Linked DNA regions of Mus musculus: region 2 is linked to region 1. The links are chromatin contacts, found by POLR2A ChIA-PET in ENCODE. All regions are on one chromosome and are shown on one strand. The core of a region is the stretch at or near the end of the contact, and the rest is flanking DNA. Distances in the headings are between cores, read along the strand shown. Region 1 holds the start of D630039A03Rik (RIKEN cDNA D630039A03 gene). Region 2 holds the start of Txn1 (thioredoxin 1).

Region 1 (7,761 bases), core at 3,273-5,772:
CCACCCACTGAGGCTGACCTTTCCAGGACAGCCATGACAACCATTCTCTCTGGAGCAGGTCCCCTGTGGTGAGGGACATCAGTTTCTACCCACACCTCATTGAGTAGTTGAATCCCTTTACAAAGAATGGCCTTGGGTCCAGGGGGTGGGGGAGAGGTACCTAATTTTCTTTACTATAAACACCAGTACCAGCTAGCTATGGGAATGGGGGATCCCCTTAGGAGCACCCTGCTACCTGACTTTGCTTTCATCTGCCATAATTGGTAAGTGTCCATCTCAGGTTCAATAGAATTTAAACACACACAGGAAAGTATATTTAATCAAATAGCATATCATCTCATTCCTCCTGCAGGCCTTACATGGCAGCAGCTTTGACCCTTATTTCCTGATTTGCTGGAGGGTCTGCTGGGACAATGAAGGGCACCCTGCTGTGGCAGCAGTCCTGTGACTTTGCTGGAAGGACACCTGCCTCAGTCCTAGCTTGTCATGTATTTCTGGCTCCGGAGATGGCATATAGTTGCTCTCCCTCTCCTCAAGCCCCCACCCCCCTTTGTTACACACAAGTCACGTGGGGGGGGGGAAGAAAGTTCATTCAGTAAGGGATAGTGTGACAATTAGGCAATTAGCTACCCTCTTGCCTTACACCTAATTCTTCAATCCTATAATAGGTTGTAAATGAGTTAAGGATTTGAATGGTAAAAGAAAGACAGGAACAAGGCTGGGTCTGTGGTAAATGACAGCTATCCCAGCACTTGGAAGGTAGAGAGTTGTGGATTGGTTCACAATGCTATTTGAGTTCATTCGGCTCCCAAACCTCAAGAATTTGCATGTGAACCTCTGATGGTCCCTGCCCCCAGCTCATTCTGATTGGTAAATAAAGTTGCTGGTGGCCAATGGTTGGGCAGAGAAACAGAGGCGGCACTTTAGATTTGGGGGTTGGGGGAGGGAGTTGTAAAATCGCCAGCCAGGAAAGGCATAGGATGTAAGCATGAGAGCTGCCAGGACAGAGAACCAGCCATGTAAGAATCAGGGACTTGCAGCCCCAGGGGCCACTCCCCGACTGGATCTGGGGTAGCAGAGATGAGATATAAATTTTAGGAAGTAATAACTCAGAAATATCAGAGGGGAGAGTGTGTTAGCCTCAGGGAAGTGTGGGAGTGGCCCAGCCGTTGAGCTGTTAAGGCATATTAAAAATAAGGGTGTGTGTGTGTGTGTGTGTGTCTTTCATTTATGAATCCAAAACATTTGGTGGGTGTAGAGGAAGCACACACACCAACCGGGGAGTTTAGAGTGAATTAACATTCAACTGCTTCAGTGGACACAAAAGGATTGGGAGTTCAGTTCTAGTCAGCCTTGGCTTCTCCGGGGCAGCAGGACTGATGACCAAGACACTGCAGAGGCTCCTCCAGTTTGTATTCTTTTTTATTTTTTTAAAGACTTATTTATTTATTTTATGTATATGGGTACACTGTTGCTGTCTTCAGACACACCAGAAGAGGGCATCAGATCCCATTACAGATGGTTGTGAGACACCATGTGGTTGCTGGGAATTGAACTCAGAACCTCTGGAAGAGCAGTCAGTGCTCTTAACCGCTGAGCCACCTCTCCAGCCCCTCCATCTTGTTTTCTTGCTGAGGTCATTTCAGATTTTACTAGGCCCTTATCTCCTTGATGGAGAATCCCATGGAAAATTACCCAACTCTATTCTAGGAACTAAAGGTCAGGATGTCCTAGCTAACTTAGCTCCTTTAAACTGCTTATTTCTGCTAAGCCCCCCTGCAGCTGCCAACTGAGTGAGATATCAGGACACAATTTCTGCTTTAAAAACAAAACAAAACAAAACAAAAAGCAGGGCTTGAACATTCGAGGCTAAACTCAGGTCCTGGGACACTTGGGTGTGGTCCCAGCTGGTTGGAATAAAGGCCTTCTATTGGCTAAACACTGTGTCTGAGTGTTCATCTCTGGTGAGCTCCCTGTAACACAGGGAACTTTAGAAGTATCCACAGGTCAAGATACTATCCCCAGACTAACTGAATCAGAATGCTCAGGGGAGGCACTTGGCAGGCAGTGTAGCCTTTCCTGTGTCACTAGGAAGATAACCAGTCTGCTACATAGAAGGCTCAGGTGCTACTCTATAGAGGAGATATGGAGGCCTGCCCTCCCGGTCTTTGTCCATCAGTCATGATTTGAACCTGAAATGTCCCCTGAAGGCTCATACTTTAATGCATGGTCTCCAGCTGATGACACTGTCTTAAGAGGATATGGAGTTTTCCGGGCAGTGGTGGCATATGCCTTTAAACCCAGCACTCAGGAGACAGAGGCAGAGGCTGTGAGTCCAGCCTGGTCTACACAGTAAGTTCTTGACAGCCAAGGATATGGAATGAGGCCCTGTCTCAAAAACAAACAAACAACAACAAGACAGATTTTTTAAAAAGAGGTTGGGAATTAGTCATGAGTTAGGGGAGGGGATGGCTATTGGAGGCTATACCCACCCTTGGTTCCTGTTCCTCTCTGCTTCTGCCTTAATGTGAACAAAGTCTGCCACATGCTCTTCCACCAGAGCATGGAAGAGAAGGAAGCCCTGAGATAAGAGAGGAGGGGGAAGAAAATAGAGTATAAAGGGGGGCATCTCTATGTGAACATGGTATGCTAATGGGAAACTAACAGAAGGAAAGGCAGGCATGGCATGTACCCATAATCCTAGCACTCACAGTGGGCACGGGAGTCCGATACAGGAGGATAGATAACATTGAGTTCCAGACCAGTTTGGGCTACAAAGTGAAACTGTCTAAAAAGTAAAAGAATTTAAAATTTTTTTAAATTAAAAAAAAAAAGACAAAGAAAATAAGGAAGAAAGGAACTAAGGGAAAGAGGGAAGGAGGGGAGAAGGAGGGAGGGAAGGAGGGAGGGAGAGTGGGAGGGAAGGGAGATGCCTCAGTTGGTTAAGTGCTTGTGTGCAAGCAAGAGGAGCTGAGTGCAGCTCTCCAGCTCAGCATAAAGGCAAGGCCAGGTGACATGAGTCTATAAGGCCAACACTGGGAACATACCCACCTGTAGGTCCTTGGAGCACATTGGCCAGACAGCCTCACCAAACTGGTGCATTTCAAGATCAGCAGAAGACCACCTCAGAATCATGATGCCCACACCTGTGCCATCAACCTTTGACTTCCATGCACACATGCATACACACACATGGGCATGTGTATCCGTACAAATGTGTACATATAACTCCTGAAAGGAAGGGAGGGAGCGAGGGAGGAAGGCAGAGATCAATCTAGGATCACTTCTTGATTCTATATATTCCTAACAATAAAATCTTCCCAATAACAAATTATCTTTTTCAAAACGAATGGCATTTTCAAGTGAGATTTCCCCACAAAGCACCCTGCACCATCTGGCTCCCTCCTGCTGCCAGAAAGATCAAAGACACCCCAACTATAACATCTAAAACTAGTCCCCTGTTGCTCCTCCCCGGTCATCTCTCCCTTCCTTCCTGTTTCCCTGAATGGTACTGTCATGGTCTACCCAACAAAAGCTAAATCTTACCAGCTCAGTTCCAGTTCTCTTGCTGCCATCTTAAATCTGGAGCCTGCAATGTGCCCTACTAGGAAGTAGGTTTATTGCCAATTTAATTAGTTAAATTAAGATGAGGTTATCAGGCTAAGCACTAATCCAGTGACTGGTGTCCTTATAAAAGGGGAAAATTTCAACATGAGAACATTACAACGAGACAAAGGTGAAGTGATTCCTTCATAAAAATGAAGGCCACCAGGCTGCAAAAGCAAGCCAGCAGGAGCTAGTCAAGGTTTATAGAACACTCTCCCACAGGATCGGACTCTGATCACACGTGATCTTGGATTTATAGTCTCTGAAACAAATAGAACAATGTCTGATGTTTAAACCACCCAGTTTGTGAGACTTTGTGATGGCAGCCCCAGTGAACTACCTTGACTACTCTTTGAAGATTTACCCTCCTCCATCCCCTACCCATTGCTCTGCAAGAGTGGCCAGTGGTAAGGATTGCCTTAGGAGAAAGAATCGCACTTACTTGAGTAAGCAGAGCAGAGCAGGGATAGATCACGGCTAGTGTAAGAAGAGGCAGTGTCTGCCATTCGCAGAAATGATAGGGCTGGCAAAAAGGGGGTGAGGGTGCACGTAGCTGTGGGCAAAATAAACACCCACTTGTTACTTAGTTGGAAAAAGCCAAGACCACAAAGGCTGCTCAAATGTCAAAGAGGTGGGGTTGGCGGGAAGCCAGGGCTACCCTGGACTCTGTCTCTATGGCAGACTTTATGCCGGAGTTTTTATCTGAGAGGTGTGCTGGGGGCTGCCTTCAAACCTTAGGGTGACCTTGTACACATCGGAGCCCCAGCTTTTGAAGTTGCAGAAGCTGTTTCTTTTTTTTTGTGGTGGTTGCTCATTAAGCCAGCAGGTTTTGATGACCTGCTAAGTCAAGTTCAAAATCTGTGAACTGAGCAGGCACCTGGCACTCCTCAGACCAGCTCGGCTCTGCCAGGAAACTGGAATCTCACGGTGGCCCTCGGAACGGCTTTCTAAGCTTGACCATCACTCAAGGAAGCCGTCTGGAATAAAAGCTCCCTGGACTGAGAAAGAGCGCAGCAGCTGAGCTGGATCCCTCGCTCGCTCAACTCCTACCTGTGGCTCTTCAACCCTCCCCACCTTCTCCTCCTGCCCACCCCACTCTCTGCTCTTAACCGCTCCTCACTCCATTCTCTCCTTGTCTTTCCGCTGCCCCCTTTTCAGCCCCTCTCCGAATCCTCCTCTTTAGTTAAGAACTAACTGTTCCCCACTCTTCCTCTCCCCACCTCCCCGATCTTGTCCCTTCCGTTTCTCCTTCTCTCTCCCCCCGTATCTTGCCAGCTTCTCTCCTTGCTCCCTGTTCTTCTTCTCTTTCTTTCACGCTACCGTCTACACTTCTTTTCTCCTCCCCTCCCCCTGCCTCAGCCCTCAGTGTTTGCTCTTCTCCCGGATGCGGATGAAAGGGTTGGCCTGCCCGTGCCCTGCTCTACCCAAGTTCTTGGAACTGGGGACCTGCTTAATGGCTGAGGGTTCCAGGACTCAGGCGCCAGGTCAAGGGCCTCCTGTAAACATCCAGTTTCTTCGTGCCCAGTATGAAGGTCTGAGGAAACAGCAGAGGACCCAGGCCCACCTAATGGTGTTCCCTAAAGGTAGGGCTGGGCGTGTGTTGCAGAGGGGGGAACTTCTGTGGGTGGAACCGGGGGGACTGAAAGTCCACGGAGAGGAAGAAAAAAGCTGTTTGCTGACCCAGTCAGCACCGAGCCACGGAAGCTTGATCAGGGTGGCTGTGCCCAGCCTGTTTCTTAGCCAAAGGAACAGAGGCCTCTCTGCCAAGCATTTGGCCAACGGCCACTGTTCCTGGTCTCCGTGTCTATTTTCCCCTAATTCTGATCTGGCTTGACTGGTTGGTCAGGTGAGCAGTCTTGGCACCCTCCTACTAGGCTAAGTAGGATGATGGAGAGTCAGCCTCCTGACTGGATCCACAGGCAAAACAGAGAGAATGGCTTTGCAGAAGAAAGATGGGGAGTCCCAATTTTAGAGCAACTGGCTGAGTCAGGATTCAGGGCTCAAGCAGGCAAAGAGTTCTACATTCTACAGTGATAGGTATCACACCTTAGCACAGAGCGGTTCTGCACAGGCTTGGGACAAAGCCTGAGTTTACCTTCCCCCATGCCCCCTCCAGACTAAACCAAACCAAAGCCGGTGGAAAGATAAAAGATGGGGGGCTGTGGTTAAGATCACAGCGTTGCTCTTGCAGAGAGGATCTGGGGTCCATTCCAGCACCTACATGGTGGCTTGCAACCCTCTCGCTCCAGTTCCAATCCTTTTCTGAACTCCACAGGCACCAGGCATGCATGTGGTGCACATATGTACATGCAGGCAAAAACATTTCTACGTGCAAAAATAAAATTAATCTTGAAAGCCTCTTTTAAAAGGAAGGGGAAACAAGTGTAAAACTTGTCTGTGCTCCTGAATATTCTCATTTGCTTGAAGGAGGACCCTATGCTAAAGGATTTGCAGTCTAGGGCTTTAGCAGAAGGTTTCACTATTTGGCTAGGGGCCACGGACCCCTCCCTCCCTTCCTCCCACCTTCCCTCCTTCTCTTCCCGTGTGTGTGTGTGTGTGTGTGTGTGTGTGTGTGTGTGTGTGTGTGTGTGTGTGTGTGCTTCTCTTTCTCTTTGTCCTGTATGACCATAGACTGGAACTGGAACTGAAAGTTAAAAGGTCCTACTCTGAAGACCTGCCTGGCCTTATGACAACCCCTCCCCTGACTCCCAGCCTCCAGAGCCCTCTCCTGGTAGACTGGAGAGCGAGCGGATGCCTATGTTTTCCTCCCCCTCTTTCCTTGTTCTCTAACTCCTGCAGAGTATCTAATTCAGTAGACTGGTGTGCTTGCCATGCTAAAGGCGGAAGTGAAGTCATCACCAGAGCAGATCATCCCTCATCCCTGGGGCCATGTGGAAGGAAGGCTGCACCTGTGTGCAGAACTGGCTGCATCTGCTCTTCTAGTTCCTCTGATTCTTTTGGATGTATCAAGCTGGGACTCAGAGGGCCTTCCTGATGATGTCATTCCTCCAGTACCATCCCCCCCCCCAACTCTACTTTGTTAGCAATGAGGGCACTAACAAGTGCCAGGTCAGGACTTCCAGCTCAGGATGGATCTGATTTCTGTAGGCAAACAATTCCCTATGCTCTAAAAGTTCACAGTGAACTAGCACATTCCACAAAGTGAAAAAAAAAAAATCCTTGAGAAGGAAGAGGCATCTGTCTGCAGCCGCAGCTTAGAAGCCCTGTTCAGAGAAGAAAGAGACACTGAAAGCATCTCAGTAAAGTGACCGTGGACTCTCTTCTCTGTCTTGGGTGGTTAAATCATTATTGGAAGCCTAGACACAACCCCCCCCCCCCCGCCCCCCAAGCTAAGGAGAACGTTCAGAGAGGAGTCTGTTAGTCAGCTTTACATCTTGAAACAAAGTATCAGACGAGTAAACTTAAATGGAGGAAAGGTTTATTCTGGCTCATGGTTTCAGGACTTTCATTCCAGTTACTTGGACCTGTTGTTTTGGATCTTTGTCAGCACAGACCAGCATGGTAGGAGCATGTGGTGGCAGACAGTGCTGTCCTCCTGGAGGCCAGGAAACAAAAACTAGGGGAAGATGCTGGTATCCCAGTACCCCCTTGGACAGTGTGCCCCTATGATCCAACTTCCTATGAGTAGGCACCTTCCAGATCTTCCACATTCTCTTAAGGATGCTCATCCTAACCCTGGGACCAAGCCTTTAGCAAAGAATTTTTGAGATTTAAGATCTAAATCACAGCAGGGTGTGTGTGTGTGTGTGTGTGTATGGTATTGTGTGTGTGCATGTGTGTATATCCTTGATCCTTGCCATTCTTTTTATGAGGGGGAGGGGGTTGTGGAGACAAAGTTTCTTTGTGTAGCTCTGGCTGTCCTGGAACTTAGCTGTCTGTAGACCAGGCTGACTTCCAACTCCTAGAGATCTGCTTGCTTCTGTCTCCCCAGTGCTGGGATCCAAGGTGTGTGCCATCACCTCCTGGCAACCCTTGCTATTCTTAAATATTAACTCTCACTTCTTCCAAGAGAGAGTTCATGCACTCTCACTAAAGGTTTTGGTTTGGTTTTTGGTTTGGTTTTGCTTTGTTTTGAAATGACACTAAAATTCTCCTAGAACCAAAGCATTAAAAAAAATTATCTTATGTACATTG
Region 2 (7,761 bases), core at 3,147-5,646, 40 kb before region 1:
CCTGAGGATATATCACCTTTATTATTGTTTCATTTAATGGTGGAAATTTGAGTTGTTTGGGACTCTGATGAGCAAGGTATTAGGAATATTCGTAGGCAGTTCTTTGTGTGACTACATTCCAAGTTCTTTTAGGTAAAATCTAGAATTAGGATTACCATGTCACGTGGCAAATGTGTGTTTTGCTTCATTTGAAAACAAAAACAAATGCATGTGAAAAACTGTTTCCCAACATAGTTATGATAGCTCACATTCCCATCAGTAATGTGTGAATACCAGCTAGTCCACAATTAGTGTGTGTGTGTGGGGGGGGGGTGATTCTCTCCCTCTACCTAAAATTTAACCTAGTCTACTGAATGTATATGAAATCTCAATGTGGCTTTAATTTGAAATTGCTTGATGGCTAATGATATTGAGCAGCTTTCTGATCAATGCATATTAACTACACACACACACACACACACACACACACACACACACACGGCTCCTCCCCCCAACACACAGACACACACACAAGAAATGTATGTCAAGCTTTTACTTGCTGCTTGTCTTACTGAGTTGTAAGAGGCCATTACATATTCTGGATTAAAGTCTTGTTAGATGCATATATTGATCAGTCTTCCCTACTGTGTGATTTGCCTTGTCACTTGTTTTTAGACAAGGACCAATAGTTATTAGTTTAAATAATCCATGTTAGTTTCATTTTCTTGATATGACAATTTCCCACTGGAATATATATCCTTTCACAGATCTCTGCAAGACTTTTCACAGCTCTCTGTTAGATAGAAAGCACCCTCTCTCTCTCTCCCTCTCTCTCCCTCTCTCTCTCTCTCTCTCTCTCTCTCTCTCTCTCTCTCTCTCTCTCCTCTCTGCCCCTGTGTGTGTGTACACATTTCTGTCTAGGTGCATGTACATGTAATTTTCACCTTAAAATAGTTAGCATTACTAAGAATAGGCACATGCCTTTAATCCCAGCACTCAGGAGGCATGAGTAGGCAGATCTCTGTAAATTTGAGGCCAGCCTGGTCTACATAGCTAAGGAGGATTGCATAGTAAGACTATGTCTCAAGAAAAAGAAAGAGGAAAAAATAAAATAAAATAAAATAAAATACTTAACCCTGAAAGTATGCTATCTTAGGTGTAAATTAGTTTTAACATCTAAAGAGTTAACATTTAAAGTACCATAAATGGAGTTTATAACCCAGTATATTAGGTTTCTTTTCTTTTTTTTTTTTTTTACTGGTGACCCAAGAAGTGCTAACGGACCTATGGAAGAGCTTGACAATGGTGCTGGTGTCCTCTGAACAGAGCCTATGAATCACCTCCTCGAACTTTCACCCCTACCCCTATCCCTGTTTAACGGGAAGGATAATATCTGCAGACTCAGGGCCACTGAAAGGAACAGCAAGACACGCCCAGCTCCTTCGGGCAGCAATGATCGTCTCTACACGTCTGTTTGTTACTCTTCCTTCTACCCCGCTCTATGTTACTTTCTGATTCAGTTTATGTCACTTCCCATTTACCTTCAACCCAACTGTACTGCTAGACAAGTTTTTAAATTTCACTTATGCTGGACTCTTGATAAAAACCTCAAGGTCAAGGTTGATCCAACTGTAATGGACCTGACGGGCTGTTTTGCCAAATCCAGATTCCAATGCTCTCTGTCTTAAAAGGCCATGCTTCTCTGAGTCTATCTCAGAGTGGCTGAGGACTCTGCTGTGTCACCTAGCTCCCTTACTGTGCCGTGAAACCTGAGAATCACGAGAGGAAGACCAGTTCCACAATTTTTGAGCCAAATTTGAAGCAAGCTTTAATTAAATGTTGGCCAGGAGGATAGACTCTGGCCAGGACCATTCTGAGATTCCCAGAATACAGCAAGGAGTTCCCTTTGCAGAGGCATAAAAAAGCAAACCCATAAGACCACCATATTTCCCAACAGGTTCAATCTGGAGCAAGCATATTTCCTGCAGAGAAACTGAAGCCTGGGCTGCCTTTCGGTGAGAGAAACATCCCACCAGACACCGACAATTAAGATAGATGGTGTTCCTGTAATGGATAGCTTTAGGACCCGGAAATTTGTTCCTATTTAAATCCATTTGAGCTAGATTTCGTTGCAAATGGGAATAATGGAGTCAATTCCTCAAAGGAAAGACTTCACATCCTCCCCTCTTGCCCCGAATTGGTCTGAACAAATGAATTCTCCATTTCTGGTCTCACAAAATTCCTCTGCACACCACTGTCCAAACAGAATTGTCACTTCCTTACAATTAAAATTCTAAGGACCATTTTCCATGCCGCTATACACAGGGATCTTGCTGAAGGACAGGTTCAGCTCACATCTTTCCACTGTTCAGGAGAAAAAAACAAACAAACAAACATCCCTTTTCCTCTGAGACTCATGTTACAGCATCTGTGGTTTTTAGTTTGGTTTTGTTTTCTTTTTTGCCAACTTCCTGATTACTCAAGACTAACACCTGTTTTATAGTCGCCCCATCCACCCCAGCTCTCTGCCCTCGTCTCAGACAGATGCCGTTCAGTATAACAGCCTGTCGCTGTTCACGTGGTCGGTTCACAGGGTGCTAAGCAGTGGACACATTTCTCAGCTCGTTACACATACAGTATTGTAACTCAAACCTTCAGCATACGGTGGTATTATTTTCATTTCGCAAGGGAACCTGGGGCACAGAAAAGCTAAATAAACTGCCCTAGAGAGACAGAGCTACTTAAGTGGGGATGCAGACAGGAGAGCTGGCAGAGCTGTGAAGAATCTTAACACTCACTCTAACCTCCCAGTTCTTCATTCTCTTATTGTCGATATCCCCCACATTTACCCATGTGTATTGGTACTGTACAGGTGCCAGGGAGTCATGCCTTCCTAGCAGAATCAGTGGACATCTGAGGGTCTGTGGAGAGGTGCCAGCTAAGGGAGGAACCCTTCCAAGTTCTACAGGTCAGTGTTTGACTACCAAAAAGCCAGAAACCTGGAATGTAGCTGGACTGAAAAGACCCGACAGCTGCAAAGAGAATTAATAGATTCTGCTCATCTGCCTGGGGTTCCTCTCTGCCTCAGCTGTCCTAAAGGGAAGGCTACTGCCTTTGGGGCAGCATCCACCCGCAGTCTAGGGCTATGTTCAGAACACTCCCTCTTGTCTACATCCTCACTCATTACTTGAATTCCTCAGCCCTTCAAAAACATCGCACAACTGGTTCTGGTATTTTAAATGTTTTGAACAAGGGAAGCCAGTGGGTAGGGGTAGGGTGGCTGAGACACAGTTTCATTAGCCTCCCGTGCTTCACCTCGATGTAGATTTATCTAGATCGGCTCTCCAAATGCAGGCTTGGTGAGTTCCTCCCAGGATGCTGGCTCTGTCCAGTCTCCACCTCAGCTGCTTCACCAGAACATACAGCGGCACTCTTGGGGCTGCACAAAGCCACCTTAAGAATCTTAGCTTCTTCCACCATGCCCTGTCCTCCTGAACATCACCTCAGTTATCATTGAAGAAGACTCTTCCTGGCGTCCTCTCCCAAGGCGGAAAAATCTCCTCAAAGCCTATACTGTCATTGTAAATACAAGGCAGCCAAACTCAGCAAGGCCCCACAAGGCACCACGCAAGCTTAATTAGCGCTCGCGATGACTATAATTAGAATAATTCATTGAGTGCTTCCTTATGGGCCAAACGCTGTCCTCAGTCAGTTTTCAAGCCCTTAAATCCTTCAAGACAATGCTGGGAGCTAGACTATCCGATCTCTATCATGCCTACATGTGCATGGGGCACAGAACAGGGCTCTAAACGGCTCTGTGCCTCTCCCAGTAGCAGGTTCACCTGTTAAAGTTAAGGAATAGGAGAGAGAGAGGAGAAAGAAGCGGCAAAGAACTACCCAGAAAGTTGGCGAGGACGCGCACTGAGACACTTCCTGGTCATCGTTACTCAGCACTTTGAGTCGAACTGCAGCATGGCCGCCCTAGTCTAAGGATACACCTCTGCCTGGGCAGTCCTAGGGACTGTCCCCAGCCCCAATCTGGAAGTATCTGACTTAGGTCTAGTTTGGGGCATGGGCAGTGTGATTACAGAAGGACTCTACGGTGTGAGAGAGGACCGTGATCTACCCCGGCGCTGTTCGCTGTTAAAGTGCCCTTGAGGCAGCTGGAAGTTGGCTCTTAGGGGTAGCTGCCGCGCGGCGTCTGGAGCCTGGAAAAACCCGAAGCTGCTCCAGGAGCCTGTGCTAGCTCCGCCCCTTATAAACTAAGGTTCTTGTTCGGCAGCTTAGAGTGGGGCGGGGAAGCCAGGAGTGAGGCCAGCGCTAGGACAGTCCCCAGGCTGCACTAGTAGCCGACTCTGGCTCCGCCCCCTGGAAAACCGCCCCACCTCTTGGGGGCGTGGTCTAGGCGCGGCCTGCCCAGGCGCCTTGGCGGACGCGGGAGGCGGGAAGCGCGTCCCCGCCGCGCGTGCCCGTCCGCCCCGCCCTGCTGCGCTCCGCCCTATTTCTATAAAGAGAAGGCGGGCGCCGCACTCGGTTGCAAGCTCCGTTGGGCGCCTTGGATCCATTTCCATCTGGTTCTGCTGAGACGCGTGTGGCTCCCTCCCCGCAACAGCCAAAATGGTGAAGCTGATCGAGAGCAAGGTACGCATGCCCGGGCGCCGCGCACATCCCGCGGTGCTGAAGAGGACACTCTCGGTGTCCCCGCGGGCTTAGCGGCCCAGGGCCTGTGTGCGCCCTCGGCGGTGGAGCATGCCCTGGGGGAGGGGACGAGGGGACCCTGGAACGCCGGGTACGGGAGATGCACTCGTGGGCAGCACCTGAGTCCCCGGAGCTGCACTCCCTACCGCCAGCCCAAATCTGGCGGAGGTGAAGAGATGGACCGGGGTCCTCCTGTGACACTCCCCCCTTCCCGTGCCCCAACTGAATCAGGATTTAGGATCTCTAGGAAAAGATGGAGAGCCGCCACTTCTCGAGTACGCGGTGCCACACGCCGCGCGGGTGTGTTGTACTGCTGGGCTCGGCCTTAGTTTCCCTCCATCAGTGACCTGCCGCCTAGAGGACACAGGCCAGGTCGGTGCATGAGGGTGGGTCTCGGGTCCCAGTTAAGTACCCTCGGATCGGTACCCCAGGTGACTACTAAGGAGAAAGGTCCAGGCCGCGCCCGAGAGACTCCTCCTCCTGCGTCGCAGGGCGTGTTTCCGGCAGCTCTGGCTTTGGAATGACTCAGTCCCCAAAGTCTGGCCCCGGGGCCTCGCAACCTTAAGGTTTCAGTGATTGACCCTCCATAAGTGGGCTTTGCTGGAACCAGGGCTCTCCCCCAGGGAGTAGTCAAGTACAAAGTCCTGCCCTTTGGGAAAAGAAAAATAATACCCAAGGGAAAAACTGTTACCATATTCGAAAGTTACTGAGAACCAAAATATCCTCCAGATTGGGAAACCCAGAGCCTGTTACACTGTAACTATTCGGGGAATATTTATAAAATGAAAAGTGAAAGGAGGTTGGGGGTGGAAATTGATGTGTGAAAGACTGGCTCACCCTTAAACTAGGAAATCCGTGGAAGACAGGTCCGCGCCCTCCAGTTTTGAGCACCTGGTTGGGTCTCAGTACAAAAGTTGGCTCACCCACTACCAGCCATATTAGTCCCAGCACCCAGTTGGATCCTTATCTGTTTAAACTGACCTACTTATGGAACCTTTGCCATTCCAATAGGAGCGGTGTACATTGGTGCCAGGAAACCAGTTACTCGGAAAAAGCTTGGGCCCCAAAAGCCTGCTACCAAGGCTCTGATCGGAGTCGCCCAGAATCAGAAGTTAAACTGAATACACATAAATTTCATGTGATGGGCTTAAGTTGATTAATTAAACTATGTAAAATGTAGCCTTATTTCTGACGACTGTGTGGGTAGTTAAAGGCCCCTGGGGTCAATCTCCACACAGGAGTGGAATAATAGGCTATGATATAATGGCTCAGAAATCAACAGTTGATTTGCCGTGTTTATCTTTAAGAATAAAATTATTCCTTGAACTACACACACACTTTGCTCAGTGCTTCACAGACCACGTGTTAGACCAAGGCGTTGGCTCATGCCTCTAATCCCCAGCGCTCAGGAGGCTGGGCTGTCTCAAAAAAAAAGCAAAGAACACTTTGTTATTTGCTGAATATGGTTTTGTTGTTGGGGCTTTCTGTTTCGGTTTATATTCACATATAGGGGTGGGGCATCCATTGGCAGTGGTCAGAGGACAACTTGAGAGAGTTGGCTCACTTCTACCTTGTGGGTCGTGGGTATTGAACTCAGTTCGTTGGTCTTGGTGGCAGGCACTTTAATGTGCTGAGCCATCTTGCCAGCCCCTGAATTGGGTATGTTTGAGAAAAGAGATGATAGCATCTGCTCCGGTCTACTCCGGGTGTGTTGTTTTGTCTCCAGGTTATTGGTGTCAGTACTGGCGACACTTGCCAATTGTGGTTATTGGTTTCTAGAGCTAAAAATTGTGATGTGCTTCTTAGTAGATAATTTTGAATACTCTTCAAGCCAATACAGATCGGCAGAAGAAAACTTGTTTTGCAAGTTTGCACATCCCTGCCTCTGTAATTGGTGTTCACTGAAGCCCGAAATTAGGATTGTGAGCCGCATTTTCAGTATTTTGAGTAGTGTTGCTTGGTTTTGCCTCATAGCTTTTGGGGGTAAACCTTGAGAGTGTTTGAGATGCAGTTTGCCCTGTTTTGTCATGTAATCTCATCAACTGGGACTCAGGTCCCAGCTAAGGACCCTCGGATTTGGATCGGTACCCCAGGTGACTGCTAAGGAGCAAGGTCCAGGCCGCTCCCTAGAGACTCCTCCTCCTGCGTCGCAGGGCGTGTTTCTGGCAGCTCTGGCTCTGGAATGACTCTTTTCTTATTGAGGATCAATCGTGGTCCAGATGTGGGTGTCATCAGAGCAGCCTGCCATACCACCTTGACCTGTGTCTTACAATAAAGAATAGGTGCTGTGGCCTCTGATAATTACATAAGGGGAGATTTTGTAAGAGAATTATCTGCAACAACCAGTGGTGGTTGGGAACAGTGGTTTCCATTGCTCTGCCCGCTCTTCACACCCAGACATGGATTTGATGGGCAAGTCTGACTAGACGTCTCTGGAAGCTGTCGTAGCCATTCTGTAGTGTTCTCAGAAATGACATGTGATTGTTTTCCTTGAAAGAAAAAAAAATGTGAGATAGAAATTAAAAACCTAAAAACTGTATCCAGGGCCAAAGAGACGGCTTAGCAGATAAGAGGATTGGGTGTTCTTCCATAGGGTAGGGTGGGGCTCAATACCCAACACCAACATGGTCACTTATACCCATCTCTAACTCCAGTTCCAGAGCATCTGATACCCTCTTCTGGCTTCTTAGGACACCAGGCACACAAGTGATGTACATAAATACATGCAGACATAAACACTGATACTCATAAATAAATAAATGCAAATATAAGAAACAGTAAATATAAATTAAAATTAAAGTAAGTATACCCCCATGAAAATGCATTAGGTTTTAACTAGGGGTGTGTGTGTGGTTATAAGATATTTACTTTCCTTTGTTGGACCAGATATAATATTCTTAATTTGTCTTAGTTTTTGCTAAATAATTTGACCAGCATTTTTCCCAGAAGGAAATGTTGGCTTCAGATACAACTTGTGTGTGTTGCTTTGATTCACTTTGTTGCCCCGGTTTGGGTTTTGGTCACTCTCCATGACTAATGGTGGTTTGAATGAGTCCCTGGTGACTAGACTGTTAGGTTCCTAGG

The links. ChIA-PET counts read pairs that join two places held with the same protein, here RNA polymerase II (POLR2A).
Region 2: POLR2A ChIA-PET joins it to region 1 with 138 read pairs in embryonic stem cell. The contact joins the promoter of Txn1 here to the promoter of D630039A03Rik in region 1. POLR2A ChIA-PET finds 5 or more read pairs at or near these places in 5 of 5 experiments (Patski and embryonic stem cell).

The regions. Positions count from the first base shown.
Region 1 is chr4:57,913,025-57,920,785 of GRCm38, reverse strand. D630039A03Rik (RIKEN cDNA D630039A03 gene) reads left to right here and starts at 4,522. Exons shown (of 2, transcript NM_178727.2): 1 at 4,522-5,189. The coding sequence starts at 4,991. It overlaps Gm42293 (a long non-coding RNA gene), which reads right to left and starts at 4,278. Exons shown (of 5, transcript XR_881308.3): 1 at 4,049-4,278; 2 at 3,052-3,231; 3 at 2,712-2,788; 4 at 2,493-2,581; 5 at 2,366-2,388.
Region 2 is chr4:57,953,046-57,960,806 of GRCm38, reverse strand. It overlaps Txn1 (thioredoxin 1), which reads left to right and starts at 4,396. Exons shown (of 5, transcript NM_011660.3): 1 at 4,396-4,620. The coding sequence starts at 4,597. It overlaps Gm35344 (a long non-coding RNA gene), which reads right to left and starts at 4,364. Exons shown (of 3, transcript XR_881303.3): 1 at 3,295-4,364.